Regions from separate parts of the Homo sapiens genome. Here region 1 is linked to region 2. Evidence: chromatin contacts called from ENCODE Hi-C or POLR2A ChIA-PET data. All regions are on one chromosome and are shown on one strand. The core of a region is the stretch at or near the end of the contact, and the rest is flanking DNA. Distances in the headings are between cores, read along the strand shown. Region 1 overlaps C1QTNF2 (C1q and TNF related 2). Region 2 overlaps TTC1 (tetratricopeptide repeat domain 1).

The links. Hi-C counts contacts between places; a loop is a spot of excess contacts on that map. ChIA-PET counts read pairs that join two places held with the same protein, here RNA polymerase II (POLR2A). Pooled maps may share reads with other maps.
Region 1: a map of heart right ventricle shows a loop between it and region 2 (3-fold over the local background). The contact joins two enhancer-like sites. A Hi-C loop is called at or near these places in 4 of 168 maps with a recorded cell type or tissue (GM23248, heart right ventricle, kidney and 1 more) and 2 of 50 pooled maps. POLR2A ChIA-PET finds 5 or more read pairs at or near these places in 4 of 52 experiments (WTC11, activated CD4-positive, alpha-beta memory T cell and activated T-cell).

What each region holds. Positions count from the first base shown.
Region 1 is chr5:160,343,794-160,348,556 of GRCh38, forward strand. It overlaps C1QTNF2 (C1q and TNF related 2), which reads right to left. Exons shown (of 3, transcript NM_031908.6): 3 at 3,961-4,763. Among named protein-coding and RNA genes, the nearest start is that of C1QTNF2, 24 kb to the right of the region's middle. Within about 2 kb of position 1,663, at least 5 of the 41 ENCODE cell types and tissues checked have a DNase peak (open chromatin) inside an H3K27ac peak, as active enhancers do.
Region 2 is chr5:160,037,059-160,041,521 of GRCh38, forward strand. The region is part of intron 4 of TTC1 (tetratricopeptide repeat domain 1); the gene reads left to right. Among named protein-coding and RNA genes, the nearest start is that of TTC1, 30 kb to the left of the region's middle. Within about 2 kb of position 2,918, at least 2 of the 41 ENCODE cell types and tissues checked have a DNase peak (open chromatin) inside an H3K27ac peak, as active enhancers do.

The DNA of each region.
Region 1 (4,763 bases), core at 413-2,912, 310 kb after region 2:
GCCTTCAAGGTCTGGGCTCTGCCCCCTCATCTTCTCCCCTTGCACACTTTGCCCCCATGACCTGGGGAGGGGCTTCTTTGATTCCTCTCCTGTGTCATGCCCTGCCCCACCACGGGGCCTTTGCCTGCCATGCCCCTCCCTGGAAAGCCCTCTCCATCCAGCTTCCCTTGCCAACTCCCACTTGCCCTTCAGCTCTGCTGTTACTCCACCAGTGCTACTCCCTGACAGTCTCACCAGGACTCCCAGTCTTCTCTCCTCAAGGTTGAACAGCCAACACTCCTACGGCAGGTGGCACTTCTAGACCCTCCACACCCTCCTCGGTTTCAGGTTGTAGGATGCCTAGAACCAGACTCAACATCAGGGAATGAGGAGCTTTTCAAAAGTGATTTGCCCATCTAGTTCTGCCAAGTGACAGGAAACTGAGGAGGTTGAGGATTAATGCCCCGTTAGCCTTTCACCTCTGAGGCCCTTGATCTCCATGTCTTGAAGCTCACACATTAAGTGTGTTTTATGGGATAAGAGAGCCCCAAATAGAATATGGACATTTCACACGAGGAAGCCATTTCGGACCGCTGTCAGCATCAGCTTGAAACCCACTTGGGGTGGAGATAAATGACTGTCGGAAGTTTGCAACGGCATCAGCAAAAATAAACACCTGTGATGAGGTTGAACTCTTCATTATTGTTTTTAAGTCAGGGCCAATCTGAGGCAAAAGTATAAAGTAGATGGAGAATGTTTAAAAAATAAAAAATAAAAAAACAAACCCCACCATTTTCCAGAGCCATCTTTGGGCTCTTTCTGAGAAATTCTTTTTTTTTTTTTTGAAACGGAGTCTCACTCTGTTGCCTAGGCTGGAGTGCAGTGGCACAATCTTGGTTCACCATAACCTCCGCCTCCTGGGTTCAAACAATTTTAGTGCCTCAGCCTCCCGAGTAGCTGGGATTACAGGCACCCGTCACCATGCCCGGCTAATTTTTTTTTTTTTTTTTTGTATTTTTAGTAGAGACAGGGTTTCATCATGTTGGCCAGGCTGGTCTCGAACTCCTGACCTCAAATGATCCACTCACCTCGGCCTCCCAAAGTGCTGGGATTACAGGCGTGAGACACCGTGCCCGGCCTCTTTCGGAGAAATTCTTTTTGGGTCTCCGTCTCTGGAGCAGGGAGAGAAAAGTGTTGGGAAGCCACAGAGGTCTTCGGGAGCACCCTCAGATGCTGTGGTTGAGGAGCTGGGCCTGCGAGGTGACCTTCAAACCCACACTGTGCTCCATTCTCAGTGCCACCCCGGCCTGAGGACAGCTGTGGAAATGACACCGGGACAAGGGAGGCACACAAAATGTCCTCCCTTGAAGGGCAGAACTCGAGTCTTTCCTGTGTTAGTTTTCCCCTCAGCCCGGCCCAGAGCTTGGCAAAGCCGGCTGTGGGTTAGAATCGGCTGAGGAGCTTTTATGAAAGCGCATGGAAGCTGTCCCCGCAGGAGGTTCGGCTGCTGAATGAGGTTGTGGTGCCAGATAGATCTGACTCCTCACCTGGTTTGGGGACCCCGGGTGCATTCTTCAGCCTTGCCTCAGTGAGTGCTCAGGACACGTCTGCTGAATTGAAAGAGACCTTCAATGGACTGAACAACAACCTGCTTTCTGGCAGGCAATCTAGAAAATAGCCTGAGACCAGGGTGTATCTCCCAGCCTCCATGCCGCAGGCCGGGAGGTTTGTGTAGTCGACGTTCTCCCCCTAGTGGCCTGAGTGAAGATGACAGGCAGGAGGGAAAAAAAGCCTTTTCACCTGCGAGGCCTGGCTGCCAAGGGCTCCCGAGCTGCGGATGGACACCAGGATCCAGCTGCTCTTCCATGACTCGCCCTCCCTTACCTCGCCCTGATCCCGGCCCTGTCAGATCTCATCTTTACTTAACATTCTGATATTTTGTTTATCATAGAGTTTTTGGGTTATTTTTGATTTATTAAAATATTGTATTAAAATATTTCTGGCCGGGGGTGGTGGCTCACTCCTATAATCCCAAAACTTTGGAAGGCTGAGGCGGGTGGATCATTTGAGGTCAGGAGTTCGAGACCAGCCTGGCCAACATGGTGAAACCCCCGTCTCTACTAAAAATAAAAAAATAAAAAAATAAACTAGCCAGCCGTGTTGGTAGGGCGCCTGTAATCTCAGCTACTCGGGAGGCTGAGGCACAAGAATCGTTTGAACCAGGGAGGCACGGGTTGCAGTAAATTGAGATTGCGCCACTGCACTCTAGCCTGGGCGACAGAGCAAGATTCCATCTTAAAAAAAATTATTTCTGCCAGGTGCGCTAGCTCATACCTGTAATCCCAGCACTTTGCGGAGGCTGAGGTGGGAGGATCATTTGAGGCCAGGAGTTTGAGACCAGCCTGGGCAACATAGCAAGACCTCCGTCTCTACAAATAATTTAAAAATTAGCCGTGTGTGGTGGCACAGGTCTATAGTTCCAGCTTCTCAGGAGGCTGAGGTGGGAGGATCACTTGAGCCCAGGAGGTCGAGGCTGCAGTGAGCTGTGATCGTGCCACTGCACTCCAGCCTCGGTGACAGAACAAGACTCTGTCTCAAAAATATATATATTTCTATTGATTACTGTGGTTTTTGTCACCCTCTTACATTTTGTGCATGACGTGAGTGCCTCAATTTCGCTCCCCCACCCTCATCATAGTCCTGATGCAGAAGTCAGCCCACGAAGCCCCCCTAGACATAGGGAGTAAGACCCTCATCATTTGTCAGCTGAACCCTGAGGCTCCACCCAGGGTTGCGCTGGCCTGTGAGGGCCTTGTGTGTCTAGTGCTCTTTGCACTGTAATTAAGGGCACTGTAGATTCTCCAGGCTTTCTCCAGAAGGGGAATGGCCGCCTTTCAAAGTGTGTTCTGAATGAGAAAATACCCCTGGATCAAGGGCGATTTGAGTGCACAAAGATGCACTGGGTTCTGTGGTGCTTACAAATGTGGAGACCTACAGGTAGGCCCTGGTTGCTGAAGCCCACAGTAATCAGCCGAAGCTAGGAAGAAGGGCTGGGGCCCAGTGCATCTGGGAAGGCCACCGCCTTGGATCCCCTTCCTCATCTGGGCCACCATCCCGCATGATCAGCCTGAGACCTCCAAGTGGCTCACCAAGGAGGCAGCCATCCTCAGAAGAGTCAGGGGATAAAAGGAGTGCTCATCTTTGACATCACTCTCTACCAGAGACCCGCCTCAACTGCATCATCTGCTTCTGCCCCACCTGCCACAAACCCACCATCTGGAGCAACGCTAGACCACATCCAAGGAAGACAAGACCCCAGCCCTGGGCCCTGGAAGGTCTCTGCTATCATCTGCCCCACGCTCTACAAAAGAGTGACGAGTCTTCCCCCATCATTCCCACACTCTCCCTGAGGAGTCCCTGGTAGATGCCAAGGGGACATCGGTTCAATATGGGCCAAAAAGTGGCAACCACAGAGCTCTGGGGTCCAGCCCATCTTGCTGAGTTTGGATTTATTACCTGGGCTACAAAGGGTTAAGTCAAATGCCTTCAAATGCCTATATCCCTGAGGGAAGGAAGAGGAAGAAGCGAAAGGCTCTCCTAAAATTTATTTTTGTAAGAAAAAGAAAAGGTAAAAAGAACTGTTCACTGACCAAAGCTGACCCCTTCCCACAGGGGTGCTGCAGGGGACCCCAACCCACACGTCAATCTGATTGGGCCAGAAAGCCTTTCCTGAATGTTTCAGACCCACCCCAATCCCAAACCATTTATGGCCCAGAGACAATGGAGTTATTTTAAATAAACCCGATTTTATTTATGGAGATGGCCACTCCTTCTGGAACTATCCCGTGCAGCTATCCTTGTCCCTGAGGATCTCACTAGGCGGGCAGCCAGAGAAAGCTGCTAGGGAGCTGCAGCTCCAACTGAAAATTATCTCCAGCAAATCGTTTCATGGGTCTCTCAGTACCTGCGTTTTTGTTTTTGTTTTTTTTTTTTTTTTGTTTTTTTTTGAGATAGTCTCACTCTGTTGCCCAGGCTGGAGTGCAGTGGCAGGATCTCAGCTAACTGCAACCTCCACCTCCTGGGTTCAAGCGATTCTCCCGCCTCAGCCTCCCCAGTAGCTGGGATTACAGGCACCCAACACCACGCCTGTCTAATTTTTGTATTTTTTTAGACGATGTTTTGCCATGTTGGTCAGGCTGGTCTTGAACTCCTGACCTCAAATGATCCGTCCACCTCAGCTTCCCAAAGTCCTGGGATTATAGGCATGAGCTACCACATCCCGCCAGCACCTGGCACTTTTACTGCAGCTTCTTAAGCCCCCAGATCCCTGCATACTGGCAACACCTGTGCTTGGGGTGCGATTCATTTGCGTGGGATCCATTCCTGCCATCTCAGAGCAGCGGTTCTCAGATGCACGTGCATATCCTGGTGTATCTCATTCATTGAGAAGCGGGCCTGCAAAAGATTAACTAATAATAAAGCGCTCAAGTCTGTGGCCGACTTGACTCATGCAATGAGCAGATTCAAGATGATCCGCCTATCAGTGTCACTTTGTATTCTGATAAGCCTTCGTGAATGGAACGAGCTCTGCCATGGCCTGGGACATTCTGTATTATCTTCCAGCCTCACGCCTCATGCCTCCCTTCTCAGTTCTTACCTTGGCCCCTCCCTCTTTCCTGTCAAGGTCTTTGCACTTGCAGAGCCTTTTGCTGGAGACCTCTTTTCGAGGCCTTTGTGTTGCTCTATTTCCTTCTTTGGAACTCAGCTCAAAAATGGAAATTTTC
Region 2 (4,463 bases), core at 1,668-4,167:
GGTCAGGTTAATGAAGCAATGAGCCAAGCAGTGCATGTCCTAGAATAGCTCTAGATCCTTATTTTAGGCCTCTGGAATTCTAGATAAACATGCAAAGGCACAGGGAAACACTGGTAAAAACTCTGGGCTTTAAAGCATCTTTAAAGATGGTTATTCCCAGGATTCTGACTTTTCTGTTCAAAGTATGGACACTTGGAGAAATCTCCAACAGCTGGGATAAAAGGTACCCTTAAATGCAAAATAGGTGTCAAGGAACTTTGAAAACATTTTGTATTTCCAAAGGACTGAGAACCTAGTATAACAAGGTGAGTATGGAATAGGTGAGAGTACAAATATATTTGTTTTATACCATGACCTTATTAAAAGTTAGATTTGGGCCAGATGCAGTGGCTCACACCCGTAAACCCAGCACTATGGGTGGCCGAGGCGGGCACATCACCTGAGATCAGGAGTTCGAGACCAGCCTGGCCAACATGGTCAAACCCCATCTCTACTAAAAATACAAAAATTAGCCAGGCATGGTGGTGGGCACCTGTAATCCCATCTACTCAAGAAGCTGAGGCAGGAGAGTCGCTGAAGCCTGGAGGCAGAGGTTGCAGTGCACTGCACTCTGGCCTGGGCGACAAGAGCAAAACTCTGTCTCAAAAAAAAAGTTAGATTTGTTTCTGATTTGTCTGATTTTCCGATTTAGTCTTCATAATCCTTGGATTGAAATGAGAGTGGTTTTTTTTTTTTTTAAACCATACCACTTTTTAAACTATGGCTACTTACATCCAAAGTACAAAGGATAGGTTATTTAACATACCTTTAAGCAACCATGATGCTGGCTCAAGATTGGAAGTGGCAGTGTTTTCATTTGTTTGTTTAGATCAGATATCTCTTTGATACTGTCTGAAATTCTCAAATGCCTCTACCACAGTCACTTTAGGTGACAAGGTTTTTTTTGTTGTTGTTGTTTTTTTTAAAGGCCCCAGGGCAGGGTTGCGGGGGTGGGTGCTTGAATGCTTGGACATGCAGAAAGGTTACGGTTTTTTTTTTTTACCAGAACTTGTGTAAGATTCAATCTTCAAAGCAGAGTATTTTTGGAGTATTTCATGTGGCATGAGAGAAGAAATAATTTTATAGTATACAAACCAACATTTTGTATTAGAGAAAACAAAACAATTGGTTTAACTTTATTTAAAACAATATTCATTAATGTGTCCCACCAGCAATCAGAATTAACATCTAACAGTTTTTACACTTACCTGGAAAATTCTGATCTTTTAGATTTGCTTCTCCCTTTTGCCACATTTTTAGACTGGACATTGTCATTGTGAAATAGGATCAAGGATGTGCCTTCAGTATCAGAGGAAATGCACCATACCCAGTTGGCTCCTGGGATTTGGGATTCTTTGTTTCTACAGTTGCCCAAGTTATTGATATTTCTAGGTTTGGGCTCACATAAATAGTCTGGTTCTTGAGTTAGGAAAATGTATGGTCTTGTTAGTATTTTGTCTGTCACATCTGAGGAGAACTCAAAAGAGCGTTGCTCTATGATTGTTGCCTGTTCAAAGAATAGTTTTGTTGGTGAAGTTTTCTGTTCTTTTAAGTTGCGTTTCTTTTTTTTTTTTTTTTTTTTTGAGACGGAGTCTCACTCTGTCACCTAGGCTGGAGTGCAGTGGTGTGATCTCGGCTCACTGCAACCTCCGCCTCCCGTGTTCAAGCGATTCTCCTGCCTCAGCCTCCTGAGTAGCTGGGATTACAAGTGCGCGCCACCACGCCAGGCTAATTTTTGTATTTTTAGTAGAGACAGAGTTTCACCATGTTGGTCAAGCTGGTCTCAAACTCCTGACCTCGTGATCCGCCCACCTCAGCTTCCCAAAGTGCTGGGATTACAGGCGTGAGCCGCCGTCCCCGGCCTTAAGTTGCATTTTTAATACTTTATGAAGACTCTAAAATGAGAGACTTGATAACTTCTAGGATTAGTACCCTGACACAATTTAAGGAGCATATTATATTCTAAGTTTTTCAAGGAAATGATGGTTTAACTGCTTTAAGAGGTAAAGATGAAGAATTTCTGAAAGGCAGGTTTGCAAGCTCAGCATCCCTGACTCAGTGCCCCTGGCCACGCTTCACATTTCATATCTGGAGAGAGAAAAGGTAACCTGGAGCTAGGGCAGAGTTTCAGCTCTAGGTCTCGCTAGCTATACAAGAGCAGAGCCCTAAAAGAGTAGGTTCTCTTTTTTTTTTTTTTTTTAACTACTGTCCTTATATATTATATACATTGTTTTATATGTATAGTTAGATTTGTTTGTCCTTATATGCTGTGTACATTTGTTTTGTCACTATATATTATGTATACTGTTTTATATAGATAGATAGCTACCTATATATAAAAATTATGAAAGAATGGTAAAGTTGTGATTTTTTTTTTTTTCCCACACACTCCACTTTGGGGACTACCATTGTAAGCAGCAGACAACACCTGGGTCCTCTGAGGTATTAGTAGACTATGAGCCTCAAACAAAAGTTTCTGCAATAAAATTCCATAATTCCTTGATTTGAGGAGACAGTGGATAAGATGCACTACAGCTTAATAATCACTTCTAGGCACACAAAGAATACCATCACAACAGTTGTACACATAAATTGTAAAGATTTATTTCTATTTCAGAAACTGTGAAATTGTGTGTCTTTGACTTATAGAAATGTGATAAGTTGAAAAAATATTGACTTATATAAAGTTATACAGATTACTTACAGGACTTCTTAGAGTTTTTGATATTTGAATTGGTATGCTGAACATTGAAAGAGAAATAAAAAAAGGTCCCAGATGACCCTGAAACCTTTTTTGTTTTGTTTATTGTGGTAAAATACAGATAACATAAAGTTGGCCATTTTAAAGTACAGTCATGAGTCACTTAACAACGGGTATACATTCTGAGAAATGTGTTATTAGGTGATTTCATCATTGTGCAAACATCATAGAGTATACTTACACAAATCTGGATGGTATGGCCTACTACACACCTAAGCTATATGGTATAACCTATTGCTCCTGGGCTACAAACCTGTACAGCATGTTTCTGCACTGAATTACTATAGGCAGTTGGAACACAATGGTAAGTATTTGTGTATCTAAAAAGAAAAGGTGCAGTAAAAATGCAGTATTTTTTAAATGGTGCATCTATATATATAGATACATAAACACACACACATATGTATACACACACACACACACATACATATACCGTGTATGCCATGAATGGATCTTGCAGGACTGGAAATTGCTCTGGGTGAGTCAGTGAGTGAGTGGTGAGTGAATGTGAAGGCCTAGGACATTACACTACTGTAGACTTCATAAATATCTTACATTTAGGCTTCACTAAATTTATTTTTTTAATTTTTCTTTAATAAATTCACCTTGGTTTACTGTGCCTTGTTTTCTTTATAAACTTTTAAATTTTTTTAAACTCTTTTATAATAACAGCCTAAAACATAAACATGTTGTACAACTACAAAAATATTTTCTTTATGTCCTTTTCTCTTCTGAGCTGGGGCAGGGTCTTGCTCTGTTGCCCAGGCTGGAGTGCAATGGCACAGTCATCGCTCACTACAGCCTTGAACTCCTGGACTCATGCGATCCTCCCACCTCAGCCTCTCCAGCAGCTGGGTAGCTGGGACTACAGACCTGCACTACCACTCCCAGCTAATTTTGTTTGGTTTTCTTTTAATTTTTTTTTTTTAATTTTTTTAGAAATGGGGTCTTGTGTTTCACAGATTAGTCTTGAACTCCTGGCCTCAAGTGGTCCTCCTGCTTTAGCCTCCCGAATCACTGGAATTATAGGCGTGAGCTACTGTGCCCAGCTATATCTTTATTCTATATACTTTTTTCTATTAAATAATTTTTTTTTTTTTTACTTTTTAAACTTTTCTGTTGAAAACTAGGATGCAAATACACACAGTAGCCTAGGCCTACACAGGATCAGGAGCATCAGTATCACTGTCTTCCAGCTCCACATCTAGTCCCACTGGAAGGTCCTCAAGAGCGACACATACATGAAACTGTCATCTCCATCTCCTATGATAAAAATGCCCTGTTCTGGAATACTTCCATACTTCCGATAGGACCTGCCTGAGGCTGTTTGACAGTACACTTTTTTTTAGTAGAAGGAGTACACTCTTAACATAATAAAAAGTAGTGTATAGTAAATACATAAACCAATAACAGCCATTTATTATCAAGTATTATGTATGTATTATGCTTTCTTTCTTTTTTTTTTTTTTTTGGAGATAGAGTTACTCTGTTGCCTAGGCTGTAGTACAATGGCGCTGTCTCAGCTCACTGCAACCTCTGCCTCCCGGTTTCAAGCAATTCTCCTGCGTCAGCCTCTTAGGTAGCTGGGATTACAGGTGTGTGCCACCATGCCCAGCTAATTTTTTTGTATTTTTTCTAGAGATGGGGTTTCACCATGTTAGCC